Regions from separate parts of the Homo sapiens genome. Here regions 1 and 3 are each linked to region 2. The links are chromatin contacts, found by Hi-C or POLR2A ChIA-PET in ENCODE. All regions are on one chromosome and are shown on one strand. The core of a region is the stretch at or near the end of the contact, and the rest is flanking DNA. Distances in the headings are between cores, read along the strand shown. Region 1 holds the start of SNHG10 (small nucleolar RNA host gene 10). Region 2 holds the start of BTBD7 (BTB domain containing 7). Region 3 holds the start of CALM1 (calmodulin 1).

The links. Hi-C counts contacts between places; a loop is a spot of excess contacts on that map. ChIA-PET counts read pairs that join two places held with the same protein, here RNA polymerase II (POLR2A). Pooled maps may share reads with other maps.
Region 1: a map of gastrocnemius medialis shows a loop between it and region 2 (6-fold over the local background). The contact joins the promoter of SNHG10 here to the promoter of BTBD7 in region 2. A Hi-C loop is called at or near these places in 3 of 168 maps with a recorded cell type or tissue (CD8-positive, alpha-beta T cell, gastrocnemius medialis and naive thymus-derived CD4-positive, alpha-beta T cell) and 14 of 50 pooled maps.
Region 3: a pooled map shows a loop between it and region 2 (15-fold over the local background). The contact joins the promoter of CALM1 here to the promoter of BTBD7 in region 2. A Hi-C loop is called at or near these places in 2 of 37 single-sample maps with no recorded cell type and 9 of 50 pooled maps. POLR2A ChIA-PET finds 5 or more read pairs at or near these places in 1 of 52 experiments (activated CD4-positive, alpha-beta T cell).

What each region holds. Positions count from the first base shown.
Region 1 is chr14:95,532,047-95,536,121 of GRCh38, reverse strand. It overlaps SNHG10 (small nucleolar RNA host gene 10), which reads left to right and starts at 1,250. Exons shown (of 1, transcript NR_003138.3): 1 at 1,250-3,210. It overlaps GLRX5 (glutaredoxin 5), which reads right to left and starts at 1,072. Exons shown (of 2, transcript NM_016417.3): 1 at 738-1,072. The coding sequence starts at 1,032. It also overlaps SCARNA13. RefSeq lists silencers at 640-699, 910-1,199 and enhancers at 1,340-1,799, 1,063-1,852, 1,853-2,642.
Region 2 is chr14:93,331,757-93,335,509 of GRCh38, reverse strand. It overlaps BTBD7 (BTB domain containing 7), which reads left to right and starts at 2,474. Exons shown (of 11, transcript NM_001002860.4): 1 at 2,474-2,690. It also overlaps a transcript of UNC79 not described here.
Region 3 is chr14:90,394,533-90,398,811 of GRCh38, reverse strand. It overlaps CALM1 (calmodulin 1), which reads right to left and starts at 1,783. Exons shown (of 6, transcript NM_006888.6): 1 at 1,579-1,783. The coding sequence starts at 1,581. RefSeq lists enhancers at 52-351, 1,522-1,571, 1,693-1,987 and silencers at 412-481, 522-591, 672-1,221, 1,232-1,391, 1,672-2,091.

The DNA.
Region 1 (4,075 bases), core at 1-2,500, 2.2 Mb before region 2:
CAGGGCCCAGGAGCCAGGGCTGCTTCTTTTCCCCACAAACCTCTCCAAGCCCTGGCCCACATAAATTCAGCCCTGTGCTTGAGTATCTAAAGCCAAATGTCATGACTCTTCCCCGACAACATAGATCCCGACTAAGGTCAGCCGACAGCTGTCCCAACCCTTTGCTTGTAGCAACCACAGAGGATGATGCTTGACACCCTGAGCCGTGAGCCAAGCGAGATCAGCCTCCGACCTCACTAGCCTCAAGGGCAACCTCAGCCCTCTCCCCACCATCGACAGCCCTAGACCTTACCCACGAGTAGGCCAATGGCTTCCAACCTCCCCAAAGTGTCCGCGAAAGTACCTATCTCACAGTGGGTCCTTACTATGAGTTTCCTAACCGTGCAGAGCAGTCAGGCAGCGGGCCACCCTCCTCCGAGTCAGTCATTGACAAATCGCCCCGAAACGCCTATATTAGCTCGAAGTGAGGATAAGTGAACCTTTAGGACTTTACCTACTGCTCAAGTTGGCAACAGTACAGAGCCCCAGATCCTCAAGACCCAGTGAAATCAACTACACCCTCAGCCCAGACTCTACTCCAGGGCAGTACTCCTCGCCCTAACCCGGCTCGAACCTTCAGACAGACCCCGGCGGATGGAGCCCCGCTCCCCAGCCCGGCGCGGCGGAACCCCTCGGCCTCGTGCAGCGATGCTCCTGGGCCCGGGGCGGAGGGCGCCTGCCCGGCACACTGGCCTGACCTTGTCGGAGCTCCGGGTCGTCCAGCACGTTGTAGGCCGCGTAATCGCGGACGCCGTGCAGCCGCAGGATCTGCACCACGGCGTTGCTGAAGCCGCACTGGGGCTGCTCCGGCGTCCCCTTGAGGAAGACCACCACCTTGTCCTTCTTCACCAGCGCGTCCAACTGCTCCGCCGAGCCGCCGCCGCCCGCGCCCGAGCCCGCCGCCCGCACGCCCGGACCCCAAAGGCCACCGCCGCCCGCGCCGCGCCCCCAGCGGAGCAGAGCCGCCGCAGCTCGGCCGAGGGACCCGCTCATCTCCGCACGCAAGCCGGAGCCCACGACGGCCCGGGCCCACAGCTGGCCACCCAGAGCGCTCCCCGGCCCGCGGCAGTCCGACCCGCCCCCTGGAGGCCCTCATTGGGCCGGCTCTAAACTGCCCTCCGTGATTGGACAATACTGATCAGTAATTACTCGATTCCACCAATCATGTTGCTCGTCCCGCCCGGCAGGTAGGAGGTGGGCCTTATGCCGGAGCCTCATCCTACTGCCTTACTATTGGTCGTCGGCAACCGCTTTGTTAGTTAATTGGAGAGACTGGATGTCCATCAGGGTCACGCTTGCAGGGCAACGAGAGGCAAAACAAGAGGGAAGACGACTTTCCTCCTGTGAGCCAATGAGGCCAGCTGGACTACGCCGAGACAACTGGGAGAGGCGCGGGACTCGCCCGTTCCGCGGAACGCCGGGAAGGGGTCACCTCCTGATGAAGTTTCCGGTTCCGGTGTCAGCGGCGGTTGAATTGCCATGGCAATGCGGTGGGCGCGCGCTTGTCGTGTTGGTCTCTTGGGAGGTAGCGGGGCTAGGCCGGGCGGGTATCCGCCTCTCCCAGCTTAGGTGAGCGTCCCCGGGCGCCTCCGGAGCGCCGCGGCCGCATGCAGTTCGTCGTGGCGGGGAGCCGGAGCCTGACCGGGGTTCCAGCGCTCGGGCCGTAGCCTTGGCTCCTGGACTTTCCCTGGCTCCGCCGCCACGTGGGAGCTGAGGCTCTGGGGCTTCCGCCTCCGGCGCGCGATTATTTCTCTAGAACAGTTTTCATTTTTAAAATTTGTAAAGCGCTTTTGCCTGTGTGATTTCCTCTGGGTTTTTTTTTTTTTTCTTCCTTTTTGTAGAGACGGAATTGGCGGCGGGGGCGGGGGGTCGATGTCTCACTTTTTTGCCCAGGCTGGTCTCGAACTCCTGGCTTCAAGGGATCCTCCTGCCTCGGCCTCTTAAAGTGCTGGGATTACAGGCGTGAGCCACCGCCCCCGGCCGCCTCTGAGTTTCCAGCCTCGTTGGCCCTCCAGCCTTTTAACCTGTTGGGCCTAGGATCAGGAAAGGTTTGTTGAATGGGGAACTAAGAAGTGAATTCGTTCGTTCGACAAACGTTTCCTGAGCAGCCGCTGGGTGCTAGGCGCAGTGCCAGCGCGGAATGTCCAGGGAGACCTGGTGCCCAAAGCTTGGACCCATCGTGAGAAATGAGAAGCAGATACAAAGCAGTGTGGGAGTGCAGAGGAGACAAAGCAAGCCTCATCAGGCCCATTGCTTGCTCTGCTCTCCCTTGTACTTACCAGTGCTTGACAATATACAGTTATTTACTAGCTTGGTTATTGACTTCCTACCCAGCACTCAGTTTTATTCACTGCTGTATCCTCAGTGCCTAGGACGATGCTTGGAACGTGGTAAGTGCTCCTATTGGCGGGAAGAATAAATCCGGAAGAGCAGGACCAGTGGACTTGCTACATAATCTGTAGTCTTGGAGCCGCACAGGGTTGGTGGTACCCTCGAGCACACCAGACTTGCAGAAAAAGCATACTCCAGAGGAAGCTGAGGCATGCCTGCTCGAGAGCCAGCTGTTCCATGTGCAATTTTCCTCTGATAGTTTCTGGTCACTGTTGCCACGGTGATAATGACTGGGCTATGTCATTATCTATCCGCCAACAGTAAGAGAAGCTTTGCAGTCGAGATATTGTTTAGCAGATGGAGTGTTTTCTGTTGAACACTAAGTACTGCCACAAGTTACTTTTTTTTTTTTAAACTTTGAGTATTTTTTTACAATGTTGCTGGAGGTGATCTGTTTATGCTTTGAGAGTGTTCGAATTTAAAATCAGAAAATCATGTCAGTGAGTGAGTCTTTCAAATAATCCTTCGGCATGAAACCTGAGCCTAGTAAACTATGAAAGTAAACTCGGCACATTACCCGAAAGTCTCAATGTCATATTTTCACCCCCATCAATATTATTGATGATTGCTCATTTTCTAATGTGGGACCTGAAATTTACCAGGTGCTTAAAGAATCTTTTTGTTTTTCAGATTCATTGATTCCAGGTAAATCAGAGGAACAAGCAACATGAACAGAAATATGTAGAAAAAGCTATTATGCAGAAGCATAATTGTTGTTTCAGAAGTCCAGCATCTGGTGCACTTAACAATAGAGAATATATTAAACTCTTTCCAAAATAACCTGTTGTTCCTACCTGTGTTGTAAGTGTTTTGTTTGTTTTTAAGTAAATATTGGTGATTTGTTGCCAAAAACCTAAACTGTTTGTTGCTGTCAACTTAAATAACGAACAGAGAGAGGCTCTCTAAAAGAAAATGGCATTTATTCAGGAATAGAGCACTGCAATGAGAAAATGCATGCGATAGTTAACTGTGTGTATCCTGGGAGATAGAGGAAGACAAAGGTCTTTAAAGGAAAAATGAGGAGGGTTACATAATTGTTTTGAGATAATTATTTTTGACTACAAGGATCAGTAACAAAGGTGACACCAGTCCCAGGTTGGACAGGCAGGTGCTCGGCAGGCATTGCAGAAGTATTTTTTGTGTAAGATTGAGATGGCCTTTGTGCAGGATTGTGGTTTTGGAATCTTCTGTGATCGTTTTTGCTATCAGGCATTTATGCTTGCGAACTCTTTATGGCCTTCCCTGTGTCTATTTTGATTCCACCTTTCTCATTGCCCACTCTAAACTGTAATTCTGCTTTTATGTTGACTGAGATCAGGAGAAGAATTTGCAAACTTATATCCTGAGACAGAACAGTAATGAGGAGTATCGTGTTCCTTACCTAATGTATAATATTGGGCTCAGAAGCAGTTGTCTTTTTTATTTGTTGAACGTTGTATTAAGTTGAGAATGCAGCTGCCATTAAAGATTAAGAGTAATCCTTGAGAAGGAAGAGTACAAAGCCTGTGTTTTGCTAAATCATAGTGAAGTTGCCGTGTTTTTGTAGAATATGATAAGAACATACAGTGTGTGAAATGCTAAGGATATGGAAAAGCATGTTGGTGCTCTTTCAAGGAGCTATTTTGATAGCATGAGCAAGGGCAGG
Region 2 (3,753 bases), core at 1,225-3,724:
GTACCATCTTAACACTAGCCTTAAAAAAATGTTTTTCACTCTGTCTTCTTATTTAGATTCTAAGCTCCTTAAGTACAAAGATCCATTTATTTTTTACCCCCAGCATGTAGTACCGTGCTTGGCACATGGTACTGGATACTTTAAATGTGTATCGGACTGAACTAAAATAAACATCTAAATTCTGATGAGTGTGTAAACTGAGCTAATTCAGGATCTCAAAAGTACAGTTAAATGGTATAATAAGGAAACAGTGAATGAATTAAAGGGTAGAAAAAAATCATGGATCACTTACAAATGGTTTCTAGATCCAAACAGTCTACTAGAAGTCTCCAGCTGTGCAGATAGACAAAAGGACAAGGTGCAACCAGCAGACCTTACTTGGCTTTTCAAAAAGTTTTAGATTTCCACATCAAAGGCTGTTAGAAAAAGTGTTATCCTGAAATTACTTAGAATTCTATTGTTGTTGATACCATTTTAATTTTGTTTTTTAAATTGTGGCTAGGAAATAGAAGCAAAGTCAAGTAATAAAGGTTAGTAATAAGTGTAAACAGTGGGGACTGATCTTATTTAACATTTCCATAAATTATAAAGAAGCAGTGTTTACACACCGCTTTTTAGTTTGCTAATCATAGCTCTTTCAGTTAATGCAATACAGTCATCCCCCATATACTATATACGTGGGATTGGTTCCAGGACCCACCACATATACCCCAATCCAAGCATACTCAAGTCTGCCTGTCCGTCCTGTGGAATGTGAGTATAAGAAAAGTCGGCCCTCTCAATACGGTGTTTAGAATCCCATGTACCAGGTTGCATTGATCGATCCGCACAGTTCAAACCCGTGTTGTTCAAGTGTTAACTGTATTTAGCAAATTAAGACAAAGGTAAAATGATGGAAAATAACAGTAAATGGCTTGAATTTAGATAAGGTTCACTTACGCCTTTGGGGAAGTATAAAAGTGTGGAACAAGAGGTGGACACTCAGAGGTAATCATTGGCTCCAATTAGATGGACCTATTTCTTTTATATTTTCTCACTTTTCCATGCATTTCTTGTCTATCGCCCTGAGGCTGTATGTTCAACTGAAGTGACCCTTACCAGCTAGAGGGGAATTTCAGGCAAGGGACTGCTACAATCTCTGCTACAATCTCCAAACCTTCAAGGATTGGGTAAGAGGGTGAAAAGGGTGAGATGGGTAAAGAAAATGAAGTAATACAAATTGGAAAGAGCTATCCTTTTCAAGGAAGTAAGGTGATGAAGAATGAGGGTGAGGAAAATACAAATCTGAAGGAAGTCCAGAGGAAAACAACAATGATATTGTCTCCAACTGAATATGAAAAGCATAAAATAATGGAGGGTCAAGAGATGGTTAAAAACACATCACAAAATTCCAAATTGCTCTTATCCTTTGAAGCTTAGAGGTGGTTTCAGAACAACAACAACAAAAAACTGTGTGACACAAAACTTGTTAAACAATGGGTAGAGATTGAAAATGCAAATACAATACTTTCAAATAAATTCCCAGAGTTGCTAATGTCTATCAGAGGAAAAGGAGGTGTAACGGTGCCTCCTCACTGGGTTCAGAATGCCTGGGTTCTGATCTTGGCTTGCCTACTTGTTAGTATTTCTGAGCCTGTCTCCTTGGTTGTAAAACAGCAATAAAAACACCTATCCTGACTACCACAAAGGGTGGCTTTGGCGTTCAAATGAAACCATGGATCTCTCTGGAAAACGACAGTGCCCCATAAATACAGTATTTTTGTTATTGCATCGCTGAAATTATTGCAAACCCCCAAACAAGGGGCATCTAGGGAAGAGCGACTTGGCTCTCCCACGTGGCGACTGTGTGTTTTCATCAATTTTGTCCTTTGTTTACAGGGGTATCTTGTTAAGGAAAACTTTTCAGTGTCTTAAAGATTATTTTTTAACCTACTACACAAGTAGCAAGGTGGTGCCTGTAAAAGTACCATGCAGACAAGTGCTTACGATAGACAAGTGCTCACTGCCAAGAAGCAGCCACCGGAATGCCAGGACTGTCAGCAATGACTTTCCGCGGAAGAGTTGTTCTCGAGAAAGATGCACTCATTGCATGCGACCACCCGAGGGACGCCGGCCGCCGAACGGAAACATGAATTCGTGGAAATGGCCATCTGGTGACGTAGTAGTGACACAGTTCTTATATTCTGATACATTTAATAATGTGTCACAATTCGCTGGACTAAGCAGGATGCTGCCACAAGAGGCAAACTCCCAGCGACCCGACGCCCGGCTCCCAGCCGACGAGCAAAAATAATGCGCGCGCACTCCGCTCCCATGGATCCAGCGAACGCACCGCCCCCCCACGCGGCCCGACTCGCGCGGCGACGTCGGGCCACGTGACCCTGAGCGGGACGACGGCAGGGGAGGGCGGGGGCTCCGGCCGGCTCCGCAGCGCCGCGCAGGCGCCCCAGGGCCACGCCGAACCGAGCCCCTCCTGCTCCGTCTAGGAGTCAAAATGGCGGCGAGGGGAACCTGGAGCAGTCCCGGAGCCTGAGCCACTGACAGGAGAGGAGAGGGCGGCGGCGGCGGCGGTGGGAGGAGGATGGCCGGGGGTGCTGGCGCCGGTGCGGACGGCGGTGCTGGTGGCGGCGGCGGCGGAGGCGACGGCAGCGGTCCCAGCGGCAGCAGCAGCGGCGGGAGGAGCCTCCGGGGTGAGTGTCCCTTGGTGTCTCTGAGGCTGTGGAGCCGAGGCTGTGTCCGGTGTGGCGCGGGGCGTCCGGGAGAGGAAGGGGCTGTTCTTAGGCGTGGGGGCGCCGGGGCTGGGGCCAAGCCGCCGCGGGAGGCGCTGGGGCGCCGGGCGGGGAGGGGCCAGTCGTCCGTCTGGGGCTGAGGCGCGGCGGCGCCGGACTGGCCGGTCTCTGTGCGCTCCGAGGGGCGGGCTGGAGCGCGCCGCCGTCCCTGGGGCAGGGGCGCGAGGTGTGGCGCTCGGGGCGGGGAGAGCGGCCCGAGGGAGTCGCGACGGCAGCCCGGCCGGCTTTGGGCTCCGGGCGCCGAGGGGCGGGACCCGTCGCTCCCAGGACGCTGAGAAACCGCTCCCGAGACGGGGGCGCGTGTTTACCCGGGTGCGGGGTTGCGACCGCCAGGGGTGGGCGTGAGAGTGGCCGGCGGGGTCTGGGAAGGGAGCAGGCCTGAGGACTGCTACTCCCAGGGGAAGTTAGATTGTCCGGGTAAGTTACTATTGCGGGATAAACCTGGAATTGAGCTTTGACAGGTTGGGAGGGAGACAATACCGAGTGTTTGATAAAGAAGAGGAGGCTGTGCTTGTTGGACTACTTGAATGGCAAAAAGTGTGCATATTTCAGTACCTTATTTGCACAGTGTTTGCTAGCTTTACCCCGAGGGTGAGAACTTTCTCACCGTTTTTCAAGAAACTCTGAGGAGTGTTGTTTCTCCTGTGAACTACAATTGCACGTCTTCACATACCAGCACAGATAATAAGTACTCTGGAGTAGGCCTAATTTACAGAAGCAGTCTTGGTTATCTACACCAGAGCACTGTTAACTCTGCGAAAACATCTTACTGTAATGAGAAAGTAGACATTTTTACAGAATTACTTAGCTTTTTCAACTAACAACCTTTTTGGGGGGGGGGAGACGGAGTCTCGCTCTGTCACCCAGGCTGGAGAACAGTGGTGCGATCTCGACTCACTGCAACCTCCGCCTCTCAGGTTCAAGCGATTCTCCTGTCTCAGCCTCCCAAGTAGCTGGGATTACA
Region 3 (4,279 bases), core at 534-3,033, 2.9 Mb after region 2:
AATGACGGAGACACGATGATTTACGTAACGCCAAGGCAACATCTGTCTTGTACAACAGGAAGCGCTGCCACACCTCGCAAGAGAAACTGTCACCTTATGGGGAGAACAGTCCCACCTCGCTACAGAACTCTCTTGTTAGAGGGGTTACCAGGAGCATCCAACTTTCTCGACAACGAAAACCTCCTCCCCCAAATGGCGCTAGCCCTGGGGGCAAAGGTGTACCAGAACCCTGCGGGGAACCATCTCCCCACCCGCCAAACCAGAAACGCAGTCGGTGATGTCAGCCCTGCACGCCGAGGAGGAAGGGGCTGTGGAAAACACACCCAGCGAGGCGCACAGTCGCATCTGGCAATCTAGAGGCTGCAGAGAAAGCAGAAACGTGGAGGGCATCTCTCTGCGGACTGGAAGTGGCGCGGGGCGAGGGACCGGGCAGGGCGCGTGCCCGGGGGCAGGCGTGGGGGGGAAGGCGGCCCCCGAGCGGGCGTCTGGACGCCGCCCCTCCTCGGCCAGGAGGGTCACCACCCCCGGCCCCCGCGCACCAGGGCTGAGGCCAAGGCCACCCGCACCTCCCACCCGCTTCTGCTCCCCCAGGCGACGAGCCCGCGGCGCCGCCGCCTCCTCCCGGAGCAGAAACTTTGCGTCTCTAATGGAAACCAAGCCGCGCGCCAGTTCCCTCCTCCCCCGCCGCCCCCCCCCCCCGCCCCAATTAGCGCGAGCCCAGCGCCTCCCGCGGGAAGTGCCTCCTGGTGCACCGAGGCTCACGCCCGCCCGCACTGCTGCACTGGGTGGGGGGCCGCAGGGTGCGAAAGCGGCAGGAACAAGCCACGGCCACACCGCAGGGCCCCGCCCGGGCGCAGGGCGGCCCGGCCGCCGCTTCCGCCCTCTCCGCCCCCAACCCCTCGCCTTCCTGCCCCCAACCCCACCCTTCCCCGGCTCCTTCCTTCCCAGCCCACGCCCGCGCCGCGCCCCCCGGGAAGAAGGAGGGGAGAGCGACCGAGGGAGGGCGCCCAGCAGGGCCGGCCAAAGTGGGGAGGTGGCGGGCGCTGACTGCGCCCCTCAACACCCGGCCGGAACAATGTGCGCCACCGGCCAGCTCCAGCCCATTCATTCTCCACTGCCCGCCCGACCTGCCACCTTCGCGCCGGCGGAGAAGCGGGGTGGGGAGGGGCGGGCCGGGGGGGGGGGTCTAGTGCCCGGCCCCGCCCGGCTCCCAGGCCGAAACGCTGCGCTGCAGGCAGCCCGGGTGCGGCGCTAGTGGATGCAGTGGGTGCGGGGCTGGGCGGGGGGCAGGGGGATTGGATGCAGAAACCCCCGCTGCAGTTGCGGCCGGAGCCCCTGCCCGTGGACGGCCTACGACCAAGTCCAGCTCCAAGGGGAACCAATAAATGAAGCTCCCTGGCAGAGGTCGCCGAGATGCAAATCCAAAATGCAACCTCCTTTAAGCGCAGCTGCTGCGTAACACTCAGAAAAGAAAAACCTCCAAGAACCAAAAACAAACAAAAAACAAACAAAACAACTAGAAATCTGGGAAGAAATCTCGGGCAGCTGCTACGCCGGCATTTGCCACTCCCGACCTACCATGGTGCGAGCGAAGGGAGGAAGAGCAGAGGGAGCGAGGGTGGCTGCACCAGCGCGGGGGCTGCGACGGCGGGGGTACCTCCGATGCCGCTGCTGCTGCTGCTGCTGCTAAGGCGCGCTGTGCGCTATGCCGCCGCCGCCGCCTGCGCCGCCGCCTGACTACGAGTAACGGCACGGCGTCCACGACACTCCCAGCACCACTGCCGGAGCGCGAGTCTGCGCCCCGCGATATATATATGGTGCGCCGTATCCCTCCGCCGCGGCGGAGCCGCCTCGCGCAGAGCGGCGCTGCGGCAGCCGGGCCTTGCCCGCCTGGTCCCGCCCCCGGGTTCGCCAGGCCTCCCGCCGCCCCCTGCGCGCCAGTCGCGGCGGCCCTACGCTGGGTCGGGGAAGCGTTCTAGGCTGGGCGCGCGGTCTCGGGTCAGGTGTGGCGGGGAGTCCTCAGGAGACGCCCACCCTGGGCGGGGGCGAAGACAGAGCGCCTGCTTAGTCCAACCTGGGGGCGGCCCAGAGCTTCGGAAGCCGTTCACTCCGCTACCTACCCCAGCCTCACCCCACCTGGGTGACCCTCCCACCTCAACATCTCCAACCGCTCCACTAGGGCTGCCGGCTCCCGCGTGCCCCTCGTCCTTGGGTCTGCAGCGGCCACTTCCAGTTTGGGGTGCTGCAGGAGGTCCTGAGAGTAGGGGGTCCGCGGGGAGGTGGAGGCAGATTGGCCACACTCCTTCAGCTGCCGAGGAGAGGGGTCTGCAGAGGACGAGGTAGTTGTCCTCCTGGAAGAAATTGGTCCTCTTCGGATTTTGGAGCAGTATCCGAGTCAAATTATTTATGCTCAGTTGCTAAATCTGTGTCATGCTGCGATGTTTAATCAGTCTTTAATGTTTTTACGTTTCCACTGAATATTTTTTAGGATGCCTGAATATTTCTCCCCTACTATTTTGTTCTTTTTCCTGGCGCCCGTCTTACTAAAATTAGTGTACCTGTGCAGCTTCTACAGACCTTAAACCCAGGCTTTAAATTTTTCGTAATTTTCCTGATCCTGAGAAGGGTCAGAGTCTTTATTCATAAATCCATAGAAACAAGGGAAAAAATAGATGCTTCAAATCCTCTGCATTACAAGTGGAACACACAGCCAATTGCCTCTCTTATGGAGCTAGATTGTATTTTAAACTACAGTTTTGATTATATTCCTTTTAAAAGACTATTTAAATCTTTAAATATACTAGTGTTTTCCATTTTTTATTATATTCCTTTTAAAATAATATTTAAATCTTTAAGTTTACTAGTGTTTTCCATTTTTCTGTAAAGTAGAGAAAGAACAATTTCAGCCAGTAATGTGAACCCCAGGACTTGTAAAAATCTAGACAAAATGCTGCAGTTTCTTTTCTTGCCAAGGCAGAACACAGAATTTGATCTTCTGTTTTACAGGGCCCGGGCAACAGTTGGAGGTTATCATTTGCTTACTGTTTCACAGAATATGGCAAAGTGTGTGATTAACATGCTGTGCTAGAAAGGGCTTTGCTTGCTTGTGTTTGTTTCTGCTTTCAACAAAGTCTGCAGGAATATGTTTTTTAAAAAAGGAAAAATGTACAGGCACATTGCAAATGCCACAGGACTTCTTGGGATAACCTTAGACAAGACGTCAGCATCTGTGGAGCTGTTCCTACTGATGTTCCTTCTGGAATGCCGCAGAAAGAGTGAACCTGCTGTTTAATTTAAAGAGAGGCTGCAGCAGCAAGCCAGGGGATGCTGCCTTCCCTCTGCAGATTAGAAAGACACTATTCACTTCACAAACCTGATCCTAATCCCTGCAAAAAAATAATAATAATACTCCTGGGCTCATAGGGGAAAACCTGAGTAGGAATAAAGCGTGCATACTAATGCGAGAGTTGGAGATAAGGAAATAGAAGAAAAGGGACTAATACAAATTAATTTTAAAGAATATGCAATAATCCAGTCAGTTACAAGCCTAAATGGCCAAACTCCTTATTAAAACTGCATCTTGGCCGGGCGCGGTGGCTCACACCTGTAATCCCAGCACTTGGGGAGGCCGAAGCAGGCGGATCACAAGGTCAGGAGATCGAGACCATCCTGGCCAACATAGTGAAACCTTGTCTCTACTAAAAATACAAAAATTAGCTGGGTGTGGTGGCGCGTGCCTGTAATCTCAGCTACTTTCAGTAGGCTGAGGCAGGAGAATCCCTTGAACCAGGGCATCGGAGGTTGCAGTGAGCCAAGATAGCGCCATCGCATTCCAGCCTGGTGACAGAGCGAGACTCCATCCAATAATAATAATAATACTAAAACTGCTTCTTTCCTAAGGGTATTGGTATTCTTTCTCTGGGGCTTTTCATATAGTAGTTAGTGAAATACATTTTTTCTTTTTTTTTTGAGACAGAGCCTCACTCTGTTGCCCAGGCTGGAGTGCAGTGGTGCAATCTCAGCTCACTGCAACCTTCGCCTTGTGGGTTCAAGCGATTCTCCTGCCTCAGCCCCCTGAGTAGCTGGGATTACAGGTACAGGTGCCTGCCACCACGCCTGGCTAATTTTTGTATTTTTAGTAGAGATGGGGTTTCACCATGTTGGCCAGGCTGGTCTCGAACTCCTGACTTCAAGTGATCCACCTGCCTCGGCCTCCCAAAGTGCTGGGATTACAGGTGTGAGCCACCGCTCCCAGCCAGTGAAATACATTTTAAAACAT